Linked DNA regions of Homo sapiens: regions 2, 3 and 4 are each linked to region 1. A link is a contact called in ENCODE Hi-C or POLR2A ChIA-PET data. All regions are on one chromosome and are shown on one strand. The core of a region is the stretch at or near the end of the contact, and the rest is flanking DNA. Distances in the headings are between cores, read along the strand shown.

Evidence for each region. Hi-C counts contacts between places; a loop is a spot of excess contacts on that map. ChIA-PET counts read pairs that join two places held with the same protein, here RNA polymerase II (POLR2A). Pooled maps may share reads with other maps.
Region 2: a map of B cell shows a loop between it and region 1 (8-fold over the local background). The contact joins the promoter of IDH3A here to the promoter of HMG20A in region 1. A Hi-C loop is called at or near these places in 3 of 168 maps with a recorded cell type or tissue (B cell, CD4-positive, alpha-beta T cell and naive thymus-derived CD4-positive, alpha-beta T cell) and 7 of 50 pooled maps.
Region 3: a loop to region 1 is called in a map of ascending aorta, with 4 times the contacts of the local background. The contact joins the promoter of TBC1D2B here to the promoter of HMG20A in region 1. A Hi-C loop is called at or near these places in 1 of 168 maps with a recorded cell type or tissue (ascending aorta), 3 of 37 single-sample maps with no recorded cell type and 9 of 50 pooled maps. POLR2A ChIA-PET finds 5 or more read pairs at or near these places in 2 of 52 experiments (A673 and BJ).
Region 4: a loop to region 1 is called in a pooled map, with 4 times the contacts of the local background. The contact joins the promoter of CIB2 here to the promoter of HMG20A in region 1. A Hi-C loop is called at or near these places in 2 of 168 maps with a recorded cell type or tissue (CD4-positive, alpha-beta T cell and naive thymus-derived CD4-positive, alpha-beta T cell) and 7 of 50 pooled maps.

The regions. Positions count from the first base shown.
Region 1 is chr15:77,418,922-77,424,789 of GRCh38, forward strand. It overlaps HMG20A (high mobility group 20A), which reads left to right and starts at 1,967. Exons shown (of 10, transcript NM_001304504.2): 1 at 1,967-2,083. It overlaps PEAK1 (pseudopodium enriched atypical kinase 1), which reads right to left and starts at 1,183. Exons shown (of 10, transcript NM_001385026.1): 1 at 1,085-1,183. RefSeq lists silencers at 569-778, 789-958, 1,209-1,528 and enhancers at 1,979-2,028, 2,419-2,468.
Region 2 is chr15:78,146,780-78,153,090 of GRCh38, forward strand. It overlaps IDH3A (isocitrate dehydrogenase (NAD(+)) 3 catalytic subunit alpha), which reads left to right and starts at 2,583. Exons shown (of 11, transcript NM_005530.3): 1 at 2,583-2,651. The coding sequence starts at 2,625. LOC124903534 (a long non-coding RNA gene) reads right to left here and starts at 2,440. Exons shown (of 2, transcript XR_007064725.1): 1 at 2,329-2,440; 2 at 1-953. RefSeq lists a silencer at 2,543-3,122.
Region 3 is chr15:78,075,215-78,081,384 of GRCh38, forward strand. It overlaps TBC1D2B (TBC1 domain family member 2B), which reads right to left and starts at 2,497. Exons shown (of 13, transcript NM_144572.2): 1 at 2,079-2,497. The coding sequence starts at 2,438. RefSeq lists silencers at 1,973-2,172, 2,373-2,582, 2,733-2,782.
Region 4 is chr15:78,128,402-78,134,918 of GRCh38, forward strand. It overlaps CIB2 (calcium and integrin binding family member 2), which reads right to left and starts at 3,044. Exons shown (of 6, transcript NM_006383.4): 1 at 2,764-3,044. The coding sequence starts at 2,814. RefSeq lists a silencer at 2,749-3,268.

The sequences.
Region 1 (5,868 bases), core at 717-3,216:
ACGTACATCATCCAATGACCTAAAAATAGTCTTTTATGTAAGTCTCTAAGTATTTAATTCAACGTATGATCTTACCACATTCAACAGAGGCAGAAAAAAAATCAATTAGGTTTTCTATAGCAAGGCCAATAAAGATGAAATCATAGTTTTCCTCTAACTCATCACTACCCCCTCAACGTCAGCCTTCCAATAACTCCATTCCACAGCTCTCAAATTCCTGAACTTGGATCTTTAAAAAACAACGAATCGCAAAAAGTAACATTTAACAGGCCAGAGGCAGGCGGGGGAGGAGGGTCTCTCCCGGTGCTCTCAGCAATCTTTAACGTAGCCAAAGGAGGAAAAAACGAAATCAAGCTCCCAGACGGATGGTGCATGCGACGAGAGGGGAGGGGGCAGACGCGGTTCAGACGGCAAGTCCCCATCGAAGGAGGAAAGAAAAGTTGCAAGAACGGATGGGTCAAAGGGCAGAAAAGAAAAAAACTGAGCAGCCGAACCACTCACAACCCCCAAACGACCCCGCCAGCCCACACGTTCGCGGGCTCCCCAGCCGCGGCGCGAAGGGAGCAGGCAGGGAGCCACCCGGCTCCGTCCCGACGCTGCCGGCGAGGCTGCGCCGATGCTCCCGGGTGCGGGAGCGGGCTGACCGTGTGGACCCGGCAGGAGCCAGAGAAGCCCCTCCTGCCCCGGCCTCCCCGCGTCCAGCTCCTCCAGGCTTCACTTTCCCCCGCAACCTCCCAGCCGCGCCCGGGGGCGTCCCTCGCGGCAGGTCCCAACTTTCCTTCCTCTGGGGGGCGTCGCGCTCCCGGGGCCGCCGCCGAGGGAGGGGGCAGGGGCGGCAGGGGGCGCGCGGCACCGGCGGGGCGCGGGGGTGGCCGGGGAGCTAGAGCCCGCGCCGGGCGGGACGCACCGGCCGCCAGAGCCCCGGCGGCGGCGCCACCCAGAACCCGCGCCGCCACCCAGAACCCGCGCCGCCCCGCCCGGATTCCCCCGGGTCAGCGCCCTCAACCCGCGGCAACCCTGGTCCCACAGACGGCGCGTGAGTAGAAGACAACCGAGCGGACGCGGACAGCCGGGCCGCTGTTACCTGAGGGGCGCACACGCCGCCGCGGCGACCACCATCACCGTCCGTCCCGTCCCCTTCCTGGTGACCACGGCCGCCGCCGCCGAGCAACTGACACTGACTAACAACAACTAACTAACTACTCGCCGCGGCCGAGTCCACCGCGCGCTCCCGGCCGCTCGCCGCCCGCCCAGCCCACCAGCCTGCCCGCCTCCTCTCGGCCCCGCGCGCCGCCCCTCCGCGCGCGCCCTCGCCCGCTCGCCGCGCTCCTGGAGCCGTGAGCACGCGCGCGCTCACGGGCCCCGGTCGTCTCCCAGGTCTCCCTCAGCCCCAGCGGGAGGAGTCACCGCCAGGCCCCTCCTCTCTGCCTTCCAACCTCCAGAGGACGAGACCTAAAGGGTGCCTGATTGGCTGCGGAGGGCGGGGCTAAGACAAGGGGCGGGGCTGCCGAGACCTTGGGCCCGCGTGAGGGAAAATTTGGGTTCGATTAAGCCGCAGAGGAAAAGACCAGGGGAGTCTGGGCCCATTTGGGCGTCGGGGCCCGCTAGGTCAGCCGTCATCGAATACAGAATATGTTTTCGAGGACGCTAATATGTAGTCATGACCAATTTCAGTTCTTCTACTTTCTGCGGGCCTTCGCAATAAAAAAAAAAAAACTACATCTCCCAGAAACCTCCACGAAAATAAGGCTCACCTTGCGTAACCACGTAGTCCTTCGCCGCATTGGGGCAAAATAATCCCTTCATTTTTGTGAAGGTACCGTGGAAAATATTTCATTTTTCTTCTCACCGGAGCAATTGTAAATGCTATGCGGTAAGAGGAGTTACCTGTGGAAAGGTGGTTAAGAGATTAGGTAAAGAAAAGGAAAGGACACCAAAATAAAGTGCTGCGGAAGAATTTTTGTCCAGCTGTGAGACGACGAGTGCGTGAAGTGAAGGCGATTGAGAGGGGCTGAGGGAATTGTCCTCTGTGGAAGGGACTTTCTTTTGGCCCTAGGCCCCTTCCTGCCCCTGTCGTCAGCAGGTCAGTAAGCAAGGCGAGCTTGGGGGTGGCCCCAGTCGAGATGCCCTTCACCCCTTGAAGATCACCCCTCTTTTGGTGGTGGTGGTACTGGTTTGTCTCAGTTGGAGGCCGGCTGAATGGGGGCGCCTCAACTTCCGGTTGGGGGAGGGGAGGAAGGCCGTCCTGGGGAGGGGGGACACCCTCACTTCCTGTGGGGGGGTGGTGATGGTTTGGGGGTGTCCGACCCACTTCCAGTGCTGATGAGGGCTTGAAAAGGTGGTGCTTGGTGCCATTCGCGGAGACATTATCTTGCAGCTTGGGGATTGTGTTTTATGTGAAAAGTTAGATTATTCCAAGTTGTGCTGAACACCAACCTGCAGTCAGAATTTATGAGTTTGCTTCCACGTGGAATATGGAGCATTTCCTCCCCAGCAAAATTGTCTGTGTTTTCTTCAAAGAATTCGAAAGCCCTTGTTAAAAATCTCTATGCACCTTTGCAAGACGACATAGCTTGTGTGACTGATGAATTGCCAACACCTGCACCCCTACTCAAGTCCAGCCTTGGCTGGGTGAAGTGTGGTGCCCTCTGCCTTGACATGCAACAGGAAATCTAGCTTCTCTTTTAAGGAGATAACTTTTTATTTAGGGGACTGAATATTTTACATAAAATCTGGGGCATTTTCATCTTAGCAGAATGAAAGTATCACACTGAAGTACTCAAATTTGAGGTTACCTTAACTGATAAAATTGACATCTTAAATTATTAGGACTGTTGATTTTGGGCTACAGGTTTTGCCCTGTGCCTGAGAACAGCTTCTTCAGCCTTAAAAATTCTTATGTGTAGCTTACACGTAACATTTTTGAAAGTTGTATTTTATTACATTTTCCTCCTTTGTAATTTAATTCATCACTGATTTTTAAATGGTATCTGTTCTTTGTGGTTTTAAAGTATAAAGCAAGGGTCATGAGACTCAGCTCAGATTCTAAACAGGAAAAAGTTGGCTCACAAAGGACAAAAGGTCAATAAGAACTTTCTGGTTTTCAGTAGCTCATTTTTAATAAACTATATGTGAGGCGGTAATAAACACTCAATAATTTTGATTCCTTGGTTCTGTTGTCAGATAACACAATACTTAGAAGGGTGTGTGTCTGTGTATTGAAGGAATCAATCTATTTGAAGCTTACTTTGTGAAATCTGAATGTTAGTAATTTTAGTATATATATCAGTGAACCTAGAACTGTATTGTCTTGCAAGAATTTTTGAAGTAATAAGGCCTGTGTACTTTTTCTTTTGGGATTGTACTTAATCTAGCCTCAGACTCTGCGATTATTTTAATTCTATAATAGTTTTTTTAAAAAGCTGTTTGGTCACGCCTGTAATCACAGCACTTTGGGAGGCCTAGGCGGGCAGATCACGAGGTCAGGAGTTCGAGACCAGCCTGGCCAGCATGGTGAAACCCCGTCTCTACTAAAAATACAAAAATTAGCTGGGCGTGGTGGCGTGCGCCTGTAGTCCCAGCTACTCAGGAGGCTGAGGCAGGAGAATTGCTTGAACCCGGGAGGCGGAGGTTGCAGTGAGCCAAGATCGCTCCACTGCACTCCAGCCTGGGCGACAGTGAGACTCCGTCTCAAAAATAGATAAATAAATAAATAGCTGTTTGGGTTAGGGTTCATTAGAAAATATGTTTTAAACCAAATATTACAGTAAAAAAAAATACATGTTTTAATCTTCTGTGGTCACTTTTAAAAAAGAATCTAAGACCCTAAAATCAAGTATGATTTATATTTTGAAAGACCACACGATTGCTGCAGTAGTTGACTGAAAAAGCAAGACAAAACATTGTCTTTGTGGTTATTAATAGGTTAGGAACATGTAGACTGCCCGAAGTAAGAATTAATTGATTAAAGAAGAAGTGTTCACTATCTTCTATATTAATGTAATATAGAAGAAAATATAATATGGTCACCCTGACAAATGAAACTGTAGTGTTAGGAATTATTGAAGTATGGAAAGATTGTAGAACTAAATGAAAAAAATAGAGAATATCATGTTAAAATACTGATTGAGATAGAGTAATATTGCCTTTTGGAAACTGTCTTTATTAAATTGGTCTTTATGGTACTCCATGGAAGAAATACAGTATAATAGAAATAAGAAAAATTGTTGCAGCTGAAAGACTTGAGCAGCTTGAAGAACTATCTGTTTAGAAGAAAGCAATATATAAAATACCTATCTGAAAGAAGGTATTTTGTGATAAGTGGCAGTTATTCATTGGTTCCATCAAAGAAGAAATATTAGAAAAGCTTGTGAAAAATAGAGAGAGAAGGTCCATAGAACCTGTTTTTATTCTTTTTAAAAATGTTTCTTTAGAGAGGCTTGCTGTCCTCCAAAGGTTTTTTTTTCTTAATGCCCTTTGTGCAGTTTTCTTTGCATGTTTAATAGAAATATAGTATCAAAATTTAAAGAATTAATATTTTTGTACATGTACTGTTACTTCAAGTTAATGAATTTGAGATTTCATTCCATTACTTGCCATATATGTAACAAAGAAAGTGTCAAATCTTTTTTTCAAATACTTGGATTAGATAACCATTTTCTTTTCCAAAGACAGTCATTGGATACACTGCTCACAGCAGTTTGAAATATTAAAACCGTAGGTCACAATTCTGGATTCCATCTGACTGAAATTAGATTATCCACAGAGATGTTATACATAATACAGAAGTGTCTTTTCATTCTTTCATCTACTTTACTTTGTAAAATCAGGCTAATGTTTTGCAACTGTTGCTTTCCTTGTTTGTCGTTTTGGTGGTGGTTTGTTTTTGTTGTTGTTTTTGCCGTAGGGTTGAGGATTAAAGAAAGTATCTTAAGAACCTGAATGGTTTTTCACCTTACTGCTTTGCTGTCTCTATTTCATAGCCTTCACAGGTATTCAAATGAGAATACCCTTTACGTGACTTTTCATTATTTAAGCAAAAGTTTAGAGTGTCTACTATATGCCAGTCACTGTTCTCAGGACTTTGAATACAGTAAATACGGCCAAATATTCATATTCTACTGTAGTTTACTCTCTAATTTACAAATTAAAACTAGAATTTTGCTCCCTTGGTATTCCTAAATAAGATCTATGTTATGATCGTTGTTCAGACTGGGTAAAGAAGCAGCCCTAAACTTGATCTCTCCTGGTCTTAATCTCTAAGCCATTCTAAACCCAGATTTGAATGTTTCAGCCTAATTTTTCTCCAGACCATAGAAGCCCCTGTGTTAAATATGCAGTCCCTTTCATTGATACATGTATCATTTTCCTACCATTCTAGCTTCTTTTGTATTGTGAAAACAAATGAGAGTGAACAGTGGGGAAAATATGGGATCAGATAGGCCCAAATTCAGCACTGGTCTCTGCATTTTACTGGCTGAGCTTACTAGCTTGGTAACCATGAGCAATTTATTTGACCTCCCTAAGCCTCAGTTTTCCTAAATCCAAATGGGGTTGTTTGGTGGAATCAGAATGTTGTATGTAAATCTCCTGGTCCAATGCCTGGTGCCAGAAGCTTCATTAATGCAATTATCTTACCCCCAATCTTGCTTCTGCTACTCTGGCTATTGTGATTTGCCCACATGTCTGTTTTAAGCTTTACATTTTCCCCACAGTATGGGATGCAGTGGTAGACTGACTGAGCTTCAGCCTTGTCCCCCTATCAGCATGCTCACACAGTTGTCAAGATTTAATTTTTTTTCCTTGTGGGAAGGAGAAATCACTAATTTCCATGATTAGAAGATATACAAAATAGAAAAGTTTCAAGAA
Region 2 (6,311 bases), core at 1,333-3,832, 730 kb after region 1:
CAGTGCACTTGCTAGAGAATGGCTTGGGAAGCCTTTGTAGGATTGGACTGGCCCTCAGCGAAAGTTCAGCAGTTAGGAGAACTGCCTTAGTACTTAGGAAGCTTCCTAGTGTGAATGCCAGCATCATCACTTACTAGCTGTACTTCAGTTTTCTCATAGGGTTGTTGTGAAGATTAAATGAAGACTGGACAAAGTCAGTCAATGTTTATTTCACAATCACTGAGCAGCAAGTATTCCTTGTGTACCAGTCTCTGTTCCAGAAACAACGTCATAAGAGATCATCAAGATTATCTCTGGACTTAAGGCATATCTTCTCTCTATCTCTTTTGAGACAGAGTCTCGCTCTGTCACCCAGACTGGAGTGCAGTGGCATGATCTCGGCTCACTGCAACCTCTGCCTCGTGGGTTCAAGCGATTCTGATGCCTCAGTCTCCTGAGTCACTGGGATTATAGGCATGTGCCAACACGCCCAACTAATTTTTGTATTTTTAGTAGAGACAGGGTTTTGCCATGTTGGCCAGGCTGGTCTCCAACTCCTGACTTCAAGTGATCCACCTGCGTCGGCCACCCAAAGTGTTGGGATTACAGGCGTGAGTCACCACGCCTGGCCCAAAGCTTATCTTCTCAATGGCACACAGCAGAAGAGAATGTGATGTTTCCCAGGAGAGGTGGGAGCCAAGTGCTAGAGGGCTCTGAGTAAGGAGAGGGGGACACATTCGTGGGTCTTGGGGGCTTTTACAACTTTTACTACTTCCCAACATGTAAGCTGAGTCTTGACAAGGAGCTAGAATTTCAGCCAGTAGAAGTGGGGCAAGAGGGCATTGAGGCTGAGGGAATGGCACGACCATAGGCACGGAGAGGTAAAATATGGGAAGCATTTGGGGGCTGGCCAGCAGTCCTAGTTGGCAGGCGCTCCAGGTCTTTGGGGCTGGAAGGAGTGGTGGGAAATCAGGCTGAAAAAAGACAGTGGTGTGAGAGGAGAGTGCAAGGGAGAGCCAGGAGGTTTCAGAGCCGGGGCGAGCCCTGGTCAGAGCTGTGCCTGAAGGGGAGGGCAGGTTGGCAGGTGAAGAGGCTGTTGTAAGAGCCTGGGCCTGAGGTGGTCTGGCCCGAAGGAGGGCAGGGGTGACATTGGGGATGGAGGAACTGTGGGAGAACACTTCAGGATGGGACTGCCAGGGCCTGATGAGGGGAAGGGGCCCAATGGAAAGGGGTTGATAAAAGCCCTCCTTCCTGACAAGGCCACAGACTTAGCTGCAGTTTATTATTTAGGTCATAAAAGCTCTTGGGATCACTTCTCTACTGCACTCATCACCTCTCTGGGTGGGTAGGCAGCTCCTCTCTGGATAGAACTCTTCCCAGGGTAGGGTAGCAGAGACCTGGTTTAAACACCTGACCTCCCCTGGCACCCAGCTAGAGGCCTGGCCATCAGCAGGAACTCAGGAGTTTGTGATGGACAGGGAGAGGACAAGGGGAAAGGTGAGTATGGATGTTATTTCTTCAGAGAAGCATTCCCTGACCTCCAGGTTAGGTTTGAATCAGGTTGCCTGATTTTGCCTTGCCATAGCTCCTTGCTCTTTTGCTTCTTGGCGCAACAGTTTTAATGACATGTGTGTGACACTTGATTGAAGCCTGTCTTTCCTACTGGACACTAAGCCCCAGCACTTAAAACAGTGCCTGGTGTCTAGTTGACCCTCAGAAATATTTGTTGAGCTAAATAGACAGATTAGTAGTTGCCTGGGATTGAGGACAGGAGCGGGATTGACTATAAACGGACACAAGGAACATTTTCATATGCTCAAAAACTGGATTGTGGTGATGGTTGTGCAACTGTTTACATTTACTAAAAATCATCAAACTGTACACTTACAGTGAGTAAATGTTACTATATATACATTATACCTCAATAAAGCTGGTAAAAAATAAAATTCGGCCAGTCGCAGTGGCTCACTTTGTGAGCCTGGGGCAAGCAGATCGCTTGAACTCTGGAGTTCCAGACCAGCCTGAGCAACATAGCGAGGCCCCATCTCTACGGAGAAAAAAAAAAAAAAAAAAAAAGAAAAAGAAAAGAAAAAACAAAGTTGGGCTGGGCTTAGTAATTACTTGATCCCAGGAGGTCGAGGCTTTGTAGTGAACCTGTTCGCGCTACTGCACTCCAGCCTGGGCGACAGAGTGAGACCCGGTCTCAAAAAAAAAAAAAAAATCAAAATTTGTGGAATAAGAAAATTATGTGTCTTTCTCCACGGGATTGTAAATTCTATGAGGAGCGCTATATCCCCAAGATCCTAGAACATTAATCAGCACCTAGTAGGTGTGGAACAAACGTCTTACCTTAACAGCGAGTCAATGAACCAGGGAGGGGAGGAAGAAGCTTTCCCGGAGATGCCGGCCCCTCAGTTTCCGGGTTCGCCTGGCGCTCAGCCAGGCCAGTCACAGAGAGACGAGCCCGGCGATTCGCCAGCGGAATGTCCAGGGGCGGGGCAGCGAGCGAGCGCGAAGCAATCCTGAGGCGGTCTAGGGGGCGGGGCGTTCAGGGGGCGTGGCCGTGCAGGGGCGGGCTCCGAGCGTGGGGTGGGCGCTTGCGCACTGCCGCTGCGGCTGTTGCTGCGGAGCCAGGAGGGGAAGCGATGGCTGGGCCCGCGTGGATCTCTAAGGTGAGCGCTGGCAGGCCGGCGTGTGGCAGGCAGGCAGGCCGCGAGGGCTGGCAGGAGAGCCGGTCGCGTGCCGGGTGTGGGCGGGCGCGTGGGCCAGACAGGGAGGCGGTGGCTGCCCGCGGGGACAGCTTGGGAGCCGGTCCTGGTCGCCCGTGCCCCGCGCTCCGTGGCCGGCTCGCAGTGTATGGGCCGCCCCGGGCCGGGTCAGCAGCGCAGAGGCGGGGACGGCGTCAAGGTCAAGGCGGGGGGGCGCCGGCCCTGCTCCTGCCGAGACCCGGCTGCCGTCACCCGCATCCGCCCAGGCCAGAGCCCAGGCTTCGCGCCGAGCCCGGGAAGGTCACGGGAGCCTCTGTCCCGGCTCCGCCATCCGGGCCGCTTCCCCGGCTGCGGCCCTGCTGCGGGACTGATCCCCTCAGCACTGCCCACACCTCTCATCCGCTGTCTGCGCGGCCCTTGGCCGGGGAACCGCAGGTGCCACGGGCACTGGCGTTGAGCTTGGGAGGTTTTCCCAGGTGAGAGAATCCGGGGGCCCTTTTCCCTATCAGATTGTTTTCCCTTTGGCGCTCTTCCCAGTCAGACCTCTAGTGCTCTTGTAGCTATTTCCCCTTCATAGGATAGGGCATCTTACACCTCGGAATTACCGTCTGAACCTTCGGAGAGAGAGACCAGCAGAGCCTTCCTTTTACCTTTCATTGGTGGGAATCCTGCAATCTGGAGCGCTTTAGCTCTCCTTGACAGCTCAGATGCCAGAGCTGGAAAGGGTTTCAGATCATCTATGCAGTTCCGTAGCTTCTCAGTGGAACTAACCTGTGCCTGAAGAAGAATTTGCTCAAGGTCACACAGGAGGTCGGTGTCAGAGCAGGGAGAGGAACCTAGGTGTCTTGGTTCCCATTTCCCAAGGTCACATAGCAAATGATGGTACAGGCCATCAGGCCTCAAGTCTCCTGTTGCTATGAAAGGGTGGTCCCCTAGAAATCTATAAACAATTTAACGTTTTTCTGTAAGTTTGATACTACTTTTCTCCCATTTTTTCGGTTTAAAGAGAGGTCCAGAGATGCACTGTTATTTAAGGAAAAGATCTCTGTACTGGAATTTAGGAGTCTCAGATTTAAATCCTAGCAATGCCACTGATTGGCTGTGTGACCCTAAGCAAATTACTAAACATCTCTAAGCCTTAATATGCCCATCTGTGAATATCTATACTTACATCACAGAATTGTTTGAGTATTAAATAAAATAATGTATGTGAAAGCACTTGGTATGTACAGAAGGAAAACAAAAATCTGAAGCTTTCTTATCAATATGTTTATCTGTCTCCAACAGACAGTGGTTTTCATGGGCATCATTAACTGGTTTTTTTGTTCAATAACTAGATTCTACTTTGTCACCCTCTTCAGACCCAGATTTGCTTGTGATGATAACTCTTATGTCACATTTGCTCCTAAAAGTAAAGCAACTTCTGTGTCACTGTGAAAACTGAACTCAGTCCTTTAATCTCTGAACTTACATTTAACACCCAATTCATCTTTGGTAGGTACATTTGCCTTCACAGTGAGGCACTAAAGCAACACTTGATAATGATTGTGCTGGTAAATCTGTTTTGCCTTTAGTGTGATCTGCATGAAAAAACCCTCATAGTAGGTATTCAGAAAGTGTTGGGTTGTGGAGTCAGAAGATGAGGTTCTCTGACATGCACTCCCTGTGTGACCTTTGGCAGAGTCATTTGACTTCTGGGCCAGCTTCTCACTTTAGGGATTGGAGCAGAAGGTGGCTCAGAGGCTGACCCCAGGATGGTGGAGGTGCTGAGCTGGATGCCGGTTTCAATCAGGACAGTTCCTCTGTTGAGTTTCCATTTCAGGTTGTGGCCAGGCATGGTGGCTCATGCCTGTAATTCTAGCACTTTGGGAGGCCAAAGTGGGCGGATCACTTGAGGTCGGGAGTTCAAGACCAGCCTGGCCAACATGGCGAAACCCCATCTCTACTAAAAATACAAAAATTTGCTGGGCGTGGTGGCGCACGCCTGTAATCCCAGCTACTCGGGAGGCTGAGGCAGGAGAGTCACTTGAACCCAGGAGGTGGAGGCTGCGGTGAGAGGAGATCATGCTCCTACCTGGGTAACAGCAAGACTCTGTCTCAAAAAAAAAAAAGATTTTTTTTTTAAAACCCATCTCAGAACCCATGTACAACACTATTTACATGTTTTTAAGTTAAAAAGGAAATGAGTTGTGGATTAAGATGGCCCACGACCTGAAGTCCAAAGTTCAGGGTTTTGGTCCAGGCTTCATGAACCTGGCCTCAGTTTCCTCATCTGAAAAGTGCCAATAATGCCTATCTCTACAGGTTTTATATAAATAAAATGATGTGAGATATATATATATATATGCATATGAGTATTCTATAAAGTAGAAGTCCTGCCATCTCAGCCTTCCATGAAGCTGGGACTACTGGTGTGTGCCACCATACCTGGCTAACATTTAAAATTTTTTTTGTAGAGGTAGGGTCTCACTCTGTTGTCTAGGCTGATTGGTCAGGTCTTCTGTCACAGAGACATAAGCTAGTTTTGTGTGAATGTCTTTTCCCTCTTTTTTGGGCTGGGAGAGGAGAAAGGACTCATGTCAATTTTTTTTTTTTTTTTTTTTTTTTTTGAGACAGAGTTTTGCTCCTGTTGCCCAGGCTGGAGTGGAATGGTGAGATCTTGGCTCACTGCAACCTCCACCTCCTGGGTTCAAGCGATTCTCCTGCCTGAGCCTCCCAAGTAGCTGGGATTACAGGCACCCACCATCACACCCAGCTGATTTTTGTATTTTTATTAGAGACAGGGTTTCACCATGTTGGCCAGGCTGGTCTTGAACCCTGACCTCAGGTGATCCACCGGCCTCAGCCTCCCAAAGTGCTGGGATTACAAGCGTGAGGCACTGCGCCCGGCCTTTTTTTTTTTTTTTTTTTTGAGATGGAGTTTTGCTCTTGTCACCCAGGCTAGAGTGCAATGGCGCGATCTTGGCTCACCGCAACCTCTGCCTCCTGGGTTCAAGTGATTCTCCTCCCTCAGCCTCCTGAATAGCTGGGATTACAGGCATGTGCCACCACGCCTGGCTAATTTTGTATTTTTAGTAGAGACAGGGTTTCTCCATGTTAGTCAGGCTGGTCTTGAACTCCTGACCTCAGGTGATTTGCCTGCCTCAGCCTCCCAAAGTGCTGGGATTACAGGCGTGAGCCACCGCATCCGGCCTCATGTCACTTTTATGCTCTGCTTGTCACGAAGTAACCTTTAAATGGTGCTTTGGAAAATTTTATTTTACTTAAAGTTCTGGGTCATTGTGATGACTTAGGTGCAGTACTGCTTTATTCTAAGATCATGCAAGAGAGATGACAAACATGGAAAAGACTGGTCCTTAAAGAAGATCATTGCAAGTATTAAGGCTACTTGTTGGCTTGGAAACTCTTCAGATAGAGATGTGACTGAGGCTGGACTCAGTTTTGTTTGATTGTTGTTTTGTTTTTTTTTAAATTATTGAATACCTTCTATGAGCCAGGGACTGTTCTAGACACTAGATACAACAGTGAACAAAACACAAATCCTTACACTCCTGGGTTTACATTGCTGCCCCCAGCATATGCAGGTAGGATGGGTTTACATTTTAAAATCAGTTGTTTGAGTCG
Region 3 (6,170 bases), core at 1,247-3,746, 660 kb after region 1:
TTTGAGATGGAGTCTCACTCTGTCACCCAGGCTGAGTGCAGTGGCGCGATCTCTGCTCACTGCAAGCTCTTCCTCCCGGGTTCACGCCATTCTCCTGCCTCAGCCTCCCGAATAACTGGGACTACAGGCACCCGCCACCATGCCTGGCTAATTTTTTGTATATTTAATAGACATGGGGTGTCACCGTGTTAGCCAGGATGGTCTCGAGCTCCTGACCTCGTGATCCACCCGTCTCGGCCTCCCAAAGTGCTGGGATTACAGGAGATTCAGATTATTTTAATGAAAAAAACTGATAGAGTTCTACAGTCATCTGGGAAAAATGTGAAACACGATGCTCTATTTTCTTTAACAAACATCCCACAGGAAATTCGTCCGACACAGGGACAGCCCGTATGTACACTGAGGAAGAGCCTCTGCCTTTGGCAAAGGTCTCCCACTAGGGTCATTACCAAGTTTATACAGGCACTCTCTAAGTAAGCCTGTGTAGGACTGCAACCCGAGTTGGTTTTCTTTGGGGAAACAGGCTGTCTGCACCCACTTACAGACAGGACAGGGGAGCCCAAGAGAACATGGGAATCAGATCCTGCTTGAACTGGCAAAAGCTGAGTCAGCAAAGCTCTAAGAACATCTCCAGGGAGCAGCTCCAGCTGTTAGCAGCTCTGGGGGTCTGAGGAACAGTCCTCAGCTCACAAGGCCAGGAGTTTGCCTAGTCTGCTCTCCGTGTGGCCAGCTTTGAGAGCACTTTCATACATCCCAGCCCAACCCTGTTGCTCTGGAGAAAGCCCAACCTGGAATACGGAAGAGGAGTGAGAGTGAGGGTGGAGACTCACAGAAACCAGGCAGGGAGCAAAGCCTGGAAAAAGGATACCCAGCTCCAGGCCTGGGCCCAGATCCCTCCAGATGCTCAAAGCAGGTGGGCCCCTAGGAGGTGACAGTCTAGTCCCCCAGAACTCCCAAGGACAGGGGAGGCCTTTCAGCACCAGGACTCCTGACTCTACTCTCCTGCTTCTACACTGTATCTCTCATTTTGTCTGTCCACTGGAGGATTAAGGGAGCCTCAAAGGAGCAAGGCATAACTGGCTGAAAAGACCCCCTCCCACCCATCCTGGACAAAGCAAGGAGGAAGAACACAGGATCTGCCACCTACTGGCTGTGTGACCTTAGCTGGAGCATCCCCGTCCACTCTGGAGGAAAATGTAGTGGACTGTCTCTAAGGGCCCTGCCATCTGACTCTTTCTGTCTACAGTGCTAAATGCACTCTGGCTCACGCCTGGCATCCCAGCACTTTGGGAAGCTGGATGGGGAGGATGGTTTCGGCCCAGGAGTTCGAGACTAGCCTGGGCAACATAGTGAGACCCCCGTTTCTTTAAAAAAAAAAAAAAATTTAATTAGCCAGGCGTGGTGGCCCGCACCTGTGGTCCCAGCTACTTGGGAGGCTGAGGTGGGAGGATCTCTTGAGCCCAGGCATGGAGGCTGCAGTGAGCCGAGATCGCACCCCTGCACTCCAGCCTGGACAACAGAACAAGATCCTGTCTCAAAAAGAATAAATAAACAAATAAATAAAAGCACTGACATTTACTGAGCAGTTTAAAGTATAATTCATTTAATCCCAACACCCCATGAGGTAGATACTACTGTTATCCCATTTTACAGAGGAGGCCGCTGCAGCCCAGAGCGGTTCACTGAGGTACCAAGGCCATAGGCAAAGTTCTAAAGGAGGCCCCAGGGGTAGAAGCCTACGCTCACGGATGCCTGGGAAGGCTGCACAGGACATCCACGGGATGGTGGGGGTCGGGAGACACCAGAGACTGGCCCGAGGTTAGGCGCAGAGGGAGATAATGGGTCAAGGTGTCTGAGAAAGGAGACGGGGCTTGGTAGCCCCAGCGAGACTGGCCTAAGCCCAGATAGTGGGGAGGAGATAGGAACGAGGGCGGGATGTGGAGAAGCAGGGAAAGGCAGGCCGACGTGGGCAGGGGCGAGGAGGCCTTGGAGGAAGGAGGGTGGATGGCGCAAGCCAGTGGCGGAGGCAGGGGACGCCGGCGGAAGCGCGCGGGCGGCTTTGGGGCGAGCGGTCCCACCTTGAGCACCGTGACGGCTCCCGCGCTGTGCACCTGGAAGTGCGCGGGCGGCTCCGTGCCCGGCTCCGCCGCCTCGTCGGGGCCCTGGTAGCTGAAGCAGGCGTCCGCGATGTCCAAGTGGCCGAGGGGCAGCGCGTCCTGCGGACTCTTGAAATAGTAAAGGTAGCAGCGGCGCGCGTCGAACACGAACCAGCGGCTGCGGTAGCCACGCAGGGGGCCCTTGCCCGACAGCTTCTGCAGATAGCCACACAGCCGCGCTGGCTCCCGCGCCGGACCCGCCCCGGGCTCCGCGGCCGCCCCCTGCGCCGCGCCCTCGCCGCCGCCGCCGCCCTCCTCCGCCCGGGCTCCGGCCCCCGGCATCGCTACCGCGCGCCAACCGTAGGCGCCCGCGCCCTGCGCCTCCGCGCCGCGGCCGCTGCGCCCCCTACCCCCTCCGCACCGCCCCTTCGCTCCGCACGGCCCGCGGGCGCGCAAAGCACCCTGGGACTTGTAGTCTCGCCCCCGCCCGCCCGCCGGCCGTTGCCCCCTCAGCCCCCGGAGGCAGGGTCCTGCGACCAGCACCCCGCGGGTCAGTTGCCTTCGTGCCACCTGGGCTCCAAGTCCTCGCCCTGCCGGATGAAGCAATGGTCTATTTCTTTATGGCAGTGTAGGTACATGGGAGTGTGCATCTCTCAAAACCCAGCGGAGTGTCCGCTTAAAACTGCATTTCACACTGTGTATCTTATTCTAAAAACTTGATATTTAAATCTCCCTCCTGCCAGAGTCTCAAGCTAATATTGTAAAAATGAGACAGCCTATTGCCTGGTGCTGAGTGGGTGCTCAGTAAATATTTGCAGAATTCATGAAAGCCAAAGCGTTTCCTGCCTCTCCAGACCTCAGTTCATTTATTGAATTCAACATATATTTATTGAGCGCCTTCTGAATGCCGGGTACGGTTCTGTATGCCAGGCCCTGGCGGATACAGCAGTGAACAAACCAATCATTCTCCTGCCCTCGTGGAGGTTATATTCTAGTAAGGCAGGGAGGTGACACACAAGAAAGCAGATAAAAGTAATGTGTGCTATGTTGTATAAATGCCGTGATGACATGTAAATGATTACCGCTTAAAATAGCACCTAGTATTTATCAGTGCTTTATAGACTAACTTATTTGAACACTCACAACCTGAGAAGGCAAATCTATTGCTTTGTAATAAAGCAAAGAGAAAGAATGAATAAGACCAAGTATTTGCTAGCACAACAGGGTGACTACAGTCAAAAATAATATAATTGTACGTTTAAAAATAACCAAAAGAGTATAATACAGACGCGGTGGTTCACGCCTGTAATCCCAGCAGTTTGGGAGGCCGAGGTGGGTGGATCACCTGAGGTCGGGAGTTCGAGACCAGCCTGACCAACATGAAGAAACCCTGTCTCTACTAAAAATACAAAATTAGCTGGGCGTGGTGGTGCATGCCTGTAATCCCAGCTACTCGGGAGGCTGAAGCAAGAGAATCTCTTGAACCCCGGAGGTGGAGGTTGCAGTGAGCCGAGGTTGCGCCATTGCACTCCAGCCTGGGCAACAAGAGCAAAACTCTGTCTAAAAAGAAAAAAAAAAGTATAATAGGATTGTTTGTAACACAAAGGATAAATGCTTGAGGTGATGGATACCTTACTTACCCTGATTTGATTATTATGCATTGCATGCCTGTATTAAAATATCTCATGTAACCCATAAATATATACACCTACTATGTTCCCACAAGAATAAAAAATAAGTAAAAAGCAAAGTGAGAGGATGAAGTGATGGGGGGCAGATAGCAGGCTGCTGCCCCAGGACAGGCAAGGAGGCTGGTCTGATCCTGTGACATGGAGCACAAACCCAGATGATGGGAGGGACAGGGGCAACCAGAAATGTGGGTGAAGCATTCCAGGGAGAGGGAATAGTGAGTACAAGAGCTCACTTTATTCAAAGGAAAAAGGAAGTGTATAGCTACATAGCTACATTTGTGAAAGCCCAAACCAAATATCTCACCCTCATAGATTTGCATGTTTTATACAGACACACTGAAAGACCCAGGTGGAAAACTGACCTTTCTGAGCTGGACAGGGACACAAATTAGACTGCCTGTTTGGAGCCACCCAGGTAGGAAGGGCAGGTTCTGGGTCCTCACCCAGCCTGCCGACTCTCTGCAGGCCCTAAAGTGGCACCACGCAAGCATTCCTTTCCTGGGGCCCATCAGAGGTGTGGCTGACCTCTCCACCTGTCTTTGAGCACAATCAGCACAGTGTTAAGGACTGGGCTCTGACTTCACACTGACCAGATGTGTCTCCTAGCTCTGCCACTTACCAGAGGCATGACCTTGGGCAAGTGATTTAACCTCTCTGGGCCTCAGTCTCTTCATTTATAAAACAGGGTTGATAAATACAAGTAGCTATCTCGTGCTGTTGTTATTGAAAGGGTTACGTGAGAAATGCATATGAAAGTGCTTAGCACGGTGCCTCACACATAGTAAGCACTCAGCACATATCAGCTGTTATTATTATCATCTTGCAGTTAACACCGATGTCTTCCTCATCAGTCAGCAGATTCGGAGAGGGGGAATCCAACAGTCAGACCGGGCCCAGACAAGGGAGGCCAGACACTGCGGTGCTGCGGGAGTGGAGTGGGCTGCTCTCGGGAGCAAGGGGTCCCAAGTTCAATTTGGGCCTCACCATGTATGTAAAAGGGGCTGTGACTAATTGGCTTGTGGGGTAGGCAGTCAGGGTGAGGTCTGACCTTGAAATACTGTGGGAAAGGGAAGAGCTGGGAGAACCCGGTCTGTATTGCCATGGTACAGGGAGGCAACAGGACAGGGGAGGGTGTAGCCCATCTCTCCTAGATCTATCAGTAAGTTATAAGGAAGTGGGGGTGGCCATGACCTGTGGTCCCAGTGGACAGGACCAAGCCCCATGAGGTGTCTCACGGGGGCCGATGTCTGCTAGGCCCGAGGAAGGCATCCTTCACAGGCACAAGCCACGAGCCCCCCTCCTGGACTAAGAGTCTGGGCTGGCTGGCCAGGGCTAGGCAGATGGGACGGGACAGGGGTGCTGTTTTAAGCGGTAATCATCTACATGTCATCACGGCATTTATACAACATAGCACACATTACTTTTATCTGCTTTCTTGTGTGTCACCTCCCTGCCTTACTAGAATATAATCTCCACGAGGGTAGGAGAATGATTGGTTTGTTCACTGCTGTATCCGCCAGGGCCTGGCATGCAGAACCGTACCTGCTGTCTGTGCCCCTCAGTGGGCAAGCTGGACTTCAGCCTGACTCCCCTACACCTGAGCCTCCAATCCTTCCCTGGTCACCCAGCACAGATGAGCTGGGGCCATTTTAAAATGCTTGCAGGGCTGAGTGTGGTGGCTCACGCCTGTAATCCCAGCACTTTGGGAGGCCAAGGAGGGCAGATCACAAGGTCAGGAGTTTGAGACCTGCCTGGGCAACATGGTGAAAACCAATCTCTACTAAAAATACAAAAATGAGCCAGGCACGGTGGCACGTGCCTGTAATCCCAGCTACTCAGGAGGCCGAGGCAGGAGAATCGCTTGAGTCTGGGAGGAGGAGGTTGCAGTGAACCAAGATCGTGCCACTGCACTCCAGCCTGGGTAACAGAGCAAGGCTCTGTCTCAAAATAATAATAATAATAAAAATAAATAAAATGCTTGTAAGCCACTGCCCTCTTCCTTCTGGAGGCCACACCTGACATCATATCAAACATATTAAAATGCTCTACATCCCGTAGTAAACATATACATAATTTTTGCTATGAAAATGTTTTCAGGAATATCCATAATTGTGCTCTTGATATTATCTAATTATGAGTTTTCATTTTCATTTTTAATTGGCTGATTTCTTGGCAATCATCGTGTCTGTGTGGGAATTTTGGCCAAGTGAGAGAAACCTAACCTAGAAATTGTTCTCAAATGTAATGACCTTTTTTTTTTTTTTTTTTTTGGAGATGGGTCTCATTGTGTCACCCAGGCTGGAGTGCGGTGACGCTACCTCAACTCACTGCAACCTCCCCCTCCTGGGCTCAGGCAATCCTCCCACCTCAGCCTCCTGAGTAG
Region 4 (6,517 bases), core at 1,794-4,293, 710 kb after region 1:
CGCGGTGGCTCACACCTGTAATCCCAACACTCTGGGAGGCCAAGGCAGGTGGATCACCTGAGGTCAGGAGTTTGAGACCAGCCTGGCCAACATGGCAAAACCCTGTTTTTACTAAAAATACAAAAATTAGATGGGCATGGTGGTGGGTGCCTGTAATCCCAGCTACTTGGGAGGCTGAGGCAGGGAAAATTGCTTGAACCTGGGAGGCGGAGCTGGGATGCGGAGGTTGCAGTGAGCCGAGATCACACCACTGCACTCCAGCCTGGGTGACAGGGCGAGCGAGACTCCGTCTCAAAAAAAAAAAAAAGGAAGAGAAAGAAAGAGATGAAGGAAGAGTGAGAGAACTAAGAGGGCGGGTGGCTGGAGGGGGATGGGCAGGAGGGGCGCAGGAGGGAGCAGTCAGACCTCCAGTTTGCAGGAGACTGAGCAGGCCTAGCCCAGGGCCCTGGCTGTCGTGATGGAGGAGGGGACCTCCAGGTGACCCACAAAAGAGGCTGAGTCACAGGCCTTGTTCTTAACTGAAAACATGGGCTGAGGGAGAGCAGAGAGTTGAAATGGCTGGAGGAGCAGCAGTGGGTGTTGGAGAGGCTGTGACCCCTGTTTTGGAGTTTGAGGGGTCTGGGGGATGGCCGTACAATGCAGAGGAGTGTTCTGGACAGAAGCTTAAATGTTGGGAATCACCGGCACCGGGAACCAAGAGGGTGCACCCTGCCCAGGAAAGGTTAGACTACCAGGCTGGGAGGTCCCAAGAAACCCTAGGTGTCACTTAGGGGAGAGGGTGCTGTAACTCAGGCTCACCCCCACTCAGCCCGGGCTGGCAATGGCTGGCTGGAGAGCCAGAGGGTAGGAGATGTGGGGCTCTCAGGTTTCACAGCTCTCATTTCTCCCACCCCGCCTGGCAGGGTCTAGCTAGGCTCTGGCAAAGAATCAGAACATAACACTGGGACTGGCTCCGATGAGTAACCCAATGCCAGGCTGGTTGGAGTGGGAACCTGGGCTCCCCACCCCCATGAAGCTACTCCTCACTTCTGAGCATGGCTTGCCTGCTTGCCCCTGCCCACTCCCAAGCCTTTATCCACGCTGTCCCCTCCACCTGGAATGCCTCCTCTGGGCCCCACTGGGCAAAACCCGACCTATCTTCCCAAGGCCTGCTCAAGTGCTGTATCGTTTCTGGACTTTGTCCCCCTTCCCTGCTGGCCTCCCACTGCCCACTAGTGCCCTTCCCTAGAACACACTCCACCACCTGCCTCTATCACAAGGGCCACACACTGGAGGTGAGAGTCTGTCTCTGAGTGTCTGAGACTGAGTGCCTTGGGAACAAAAAGCACACATGGCCCAGCCCAGCCCACTCCCAACTAAAGAAGTGAGCCTAGGAGTCAAGATTCGAAATCCTGTGTGAGCCCTGAATGGCTCCTCAGCCTCTGTTTACACGTCTGTAAAATGGGCTAATAATCCACCTCACTGTGATGATCAAGTGAGTTGATGCGTAGAGGGCATCAATTACTGTGCCTGGTACACAGCAGGTGCTCCATAAATGCGTCTCCCCTCTTCCTTCCCAGGGCCTCACCTGGGGAGCTGAGAAATCCATTACTGACAACTAGGGCTTCTAGGAGGAGAAGGGGCCTTTGTTTTACCTTCACCCACATCAGAGGACCCACACTTCACACCTGCTTTCCTTCACAGCCAAAGTAAGCACTGATGAAGGCAACAAGTGCCTATGGAGACCCTGTTGGTGTTCCTCCTGCCCAGTTACACAGGCCACAACACAATCCTGCCCCCTCCGCCTGGGGAGTCAGGGGAGAGGCATCAGATGTGGGACTTGAAGGGTGAAAGAGATCCTCTGGAGGGGGGAAAGGCATCCAGGCCCAGGAAATGGCATGGGCAGAGGGAGAGAGGGAGGGAGGAATGAGCCTGGTGAGCTGGAGCAACTGCAAATGGTTTTAAGGCGGCTGCCATGCAGAGGGCAGGGAAGGGACCTGGGGAGACTGAGGCTGCAGAGATAAGCTGAGCAATTGGCCAGGGCTCCGGGTAAGCCAAGGGGTTGGGCTTCATCCTGCAACCACAGCGAAGTTTTTACCTGGGTGGGACGGTATTGGGATTCCAGATCTGGAAAGCTGGCTCTGGAGGCAGGAAAACCTAGAAAGGTCTAAGGAGGTGGCTACTGAGGGCCTAAGGGAGCTGGGAGAGGTGGCCCTGGAAGGCTGCTACCGGGCTTGCGTTCTTGCTCCAGTTATCTCCATGCTGGGGTCAGAAGGAGCGAACCCCAGCCGATAAACAAGACAGTCCCAAGGGAAGACTGCATGTGGGGACTGATGCACCCCACTCCTAGACCAGACAGGACGCCAGCTCTCATTTCTGCTTTACAGAGACTCGCTCTCCTGGGCTCCTTCCTGGGGCTGGGGGGCAGGGAGCGGGGAGGGCGGTCCTCCGTCCAGCCTAGTTTACTGACTCCCTCTCCGGGCCAGATGGGCGCTGGAATGGGTGGCTGGAGAGGGGTTCGGGTCCTGCCTAGGGCGAGAGTAGCTGGAGAGAGGCGCGCCTGAGAGGTTCTTCCAACTGGAAAGAGCTCTTATTCCACCGGTGGGGAAACTGAGGCACGGCGAGGGGAAGTCACCGGCCCAAGGTCACGCGTCGAGCTGAAGGCAGAGGCAGGGTTTGAACCTGGGAGAGCTGGCTCTCGGGAGGCCTCGGCCAGCGACCGAGAAAAGGGAGGGGCGGCGGGGCGGCGGGGCCTGTGTTGGGGGCCGGGCGCGCCGAGCTCACCTGGTAGTTGTCTAGCTGCTCTTCGGTGAAGATGGTCTGCTTGTTCCCCATGGTGGCCGCCGCGCCGCCGCTCGCCCGCCCGGGCTCCGACTCCCATCAGCGGCCGCCAGACCCGGAGCCAGCGCCCCGTGCCCGCGGCCCTCGGCAGCCCCGCGGCTGGCAGCGGCCCACGGTGGCCGGACCCTTCCCGCCCCGCAGCTCGCCTGGAGGAGGCGCGCGGGGGTCTCGGAGGCGGGGACGGGAACCCGGAGCGGCAGCGACTCCGCCGCCGGCGGGAAGAGGGCGGGGCACCCGGCTCCGCGGCTGCAGCGCGCCCGGGTCCCGGCAGGAGGCGACCTGGCCCCGGGAGACGCTGCCCGGCACGAACCCTTGGCTCCCGCGGCCGGAAGTGCTGGGGGCGCGCGGGGGTCTCGGAGGCGGGGACAAAGACCCGGAGCGGCGGCGACTCCGCCCCGCAGCAGGAAGAGGTGTGAGCCCGGGTCCCGCCGTGGGAGTCCAGGTCGCACGGCGTGAGGGTGCGGGGCCTGGGAAAAAACCCTCTCGAGGCGGGCAGTGGGGCGAGTGGCGCCCCTTGACCTGGGGCGGGGGCGGCAGCGAGGACTGTGAGTGCGTGGATCTAGCTGGGGCCGGGCTCCGCCACCGTCTCGCGTCGCGACCTTGGTCAAGCCCTTACCCGGGCCCTGTCCCTCTGGGGAGAAGGAGGGGGTCAGTCAAGCTGACATCTGAGGCCCTCCCGGCCAGGCCTCGGGAAGCCCATCTGGCCTTTGGGCGCGGCCTAGGCAGGGCATCTCAGACCTTCTGTGTTCCTTAGGGAGCAGGACAGGATTTACTTGGCTTGGTTACAAACGTGAGACTTGAGAGGATTTAAAGGACTTGACTGTGTCCACAGAAGTGTGACAAAGGCCAAGACATTTTTTGGAGCTTTTAAGCAGATGCCATTGTAAGGGAAGCAGGACTTTACCTCTGCCCTCCTAGGGTCTTTGGCTGGGCTTGAGAATTAATTTGGCATAAGACAGATTAAGGGGAGAAAAACAGATTTAATACAAGTTTTACATGACGTGGAAGCCCTCATAAGGAAATGAAGACCCTGAGAACTGGCAAAATCTAAATACTTTTTTTTTTTTTTGAGATGGAGTCTCCCTCTGTCGCCCAGGCTGGAGTGCAGTAGCGCGATCTTGGCTCGCTACAACCTCCGCCTCCTGGGTTCAAGCGATTCTTCTGCCTCAGCCTCCCCTAGTAGGTGGGACTACAGGGGCATGCCACCACACCCAGCTAATTTTTTTTTGTATTTTTAGTAGAGAGAGGTTTCACCATGTTGGCTGGGCTGGTCTCGAAATCTTGACCTCAGGTGATCCACCTGCCTCAGCCTCCCGAAGTGCTAGGATTAGAGGCCTGAGTCACCACGCCCGGCCAATTATTGTATTTTTTTTGTAGAGATGGGGTTTTGCCGTGTTGCCCAGGCTGGTTTTGAATTCCCAGGCTCGAGCAATCCACCCACTTTGGCTTCTCACCCAAAGTGCTGGGATTATAGGATGTGAGCCATCATGCCCGGCCTCATCTCCTGTTTTTTAGAAAAAGAAGGATGATCAAGAGTGCCCTTCTTGCATCTGCTATTTTTCAAGTGCCTTTAACTCAAATACTCAATATGCCAGAGCAGCATATGTTGTGGTGGCATGTTCTGAACTCCTTCCCCATCCACCAAATGGAGTCACCGCTATCTTTTTGGGGTCCAGCCCATACAACTGTTATTTCTAAACTCAGGACAACTGAATCAGTAGGTATTATCTCCATATTATAGGCAAAGAGTTGGGCTGAGAGAGGTTCAGTAACTTGCCCAGGGTCCCACAGCTGGGAATTAGTAGAACCTGGACTGGACCCAGGCACTGGCTCAACATACCATTCCACAACTGCCAGTGGACTTTGAAGAGATCAGGATTTTTTTTTATTTATATATATAAAAAAAAATAGAGATGGAGTCTCACTATGTTGTCCAGGCTGGTCTCCAACTCCCAGGTTCAAGTGATCCTTCTGCCTTGGCCTCCCAAAGTACTAGGATTACAGGCGTGAGCCACCATGCCTGGGCGAGATCAAGACTTTATGCTTTAAAATGCGTGGTTTGTTACTTTAGGATAGTGGTTCTGAAACCACCTGGGAGCATGTATCAAAATTACTTGGGAGGCTGCACCCCTAGATTTTCTGATTTAGAAGGTCTGGGGTGGCTAAGAATGTGGGTATCGAAAGGGTTCCTGGGTGACACTGATGCAGCTGGTCTTGGAACCATACTTTGAGAGTGCTTAGGCTGCTGAAGCTTGTGGGTTCTGATGGGAACAGGGCTTCAAGTTTGGCAGATGATCCCTCATGCTTTTAGTTTTCTTTTATATCTGAGGCTACTGGTTGGGGTTTTCCAACCTTATTTTGCCACTCCCTGGTGAGAACAGCAGCCATCAGCTAAACAGACATGTCACCCTGTTAAAATCACAAGAGTCTTCAGAGGCACCATCAATTGCTATCAGAGGGGTAAGAAGCAATTCATTAGCCTGGGGATTGGTGACCAGCCTTCAGGGGTCACCTCACCATCTTTTCATCATTGTGGACACATGCAATAGGGGCCTAACCCATGGGAAAGAAGGCAGGATGTGTCCCCAGAGATTTGGAGCATGTGGAATTTTAGAGCAGAGAAGGCACATTTAAAAGATTCTCTCTTCTGTACCTCCCCTTTTTCCTGTGTTGGAGTTGGGGAAAAGGAAACCCTTTTGAAACCACATAACCACTATTACACAAGTTTTCCTTCTTCCCATCTTATTAGATTCCACACTGTGCATGAACAAGCCAGAATTCTGTGTGTTCAGATCCTGCTCTGGCGCATTCTTGTACAATTGCTAACATGCTGCTTATTTGCATACCAGGTGTTCCAGGTAGAAAATCTGGAACCTATACAAAGAGGACTGTGTTTTCAGTCCCGGGAGCCCTTCCTCTCATAGGAGAGAAATAGAGGTAACCAACTGAACTAGAAAATTCCTCTCAAAAATCCTTTTAGGCCAGGTGCGGTGGCTCACACCTGTAATCCCAACACTTTGGGAGGCCGACACAGACGGATCACCTGAGGTCAGGAGTTTGAGACCAGCCTGGTCAACATGGCGAAACCCTGTCTCTGCTAAAAATACAAAAAATTGGCCTGGCGTGGTGGCGTGCCTGTAGTCCCAGCTACTCAGGAGGCTGAGGCAGGAGGATCACTTGAACCCGAGAGGCAGAGGTTGCTGTGAGCCAAGATCGTGCCATTGCACTCCAGCCGGGGCGACAAGAGCGAAACTCCATCTCAAAAAAAAAAAAAAATCTTTTTGGATCATTATTACCATGGCCTATCTGAAGCTCTCTCTCTTGAGCAATGCTGTGAGGAGGGGCAAGGAACACAATTCCCATGTTACAGATAAGAAACCTGGGGCTCAGAGAGGCCAAATGACTTGCCTGATGCCCCCCAGCTGGGAAGTGGCAAAGCAAAGCTCTAACGTCGTTCTCTGATTCCAAATCCTGTGCTTTAGCTGCTCCCTGATGTTGAGTGTGGTCCCTGAGGAGCAGAGTGTGTGTGTTTGCTGGGAGGGAGGATGGGCCGAGGGAGAAGAATAAAACATTACTGATTACTTATCTAGTGCCCAGAATTGTACTGGATGTGCTATATTTACTGAATTTGATTATTCCACAATAGCCTCCTCAGTCTGTGGAGTTTCATATTATTATCCCATTTCACAGGTGAAGA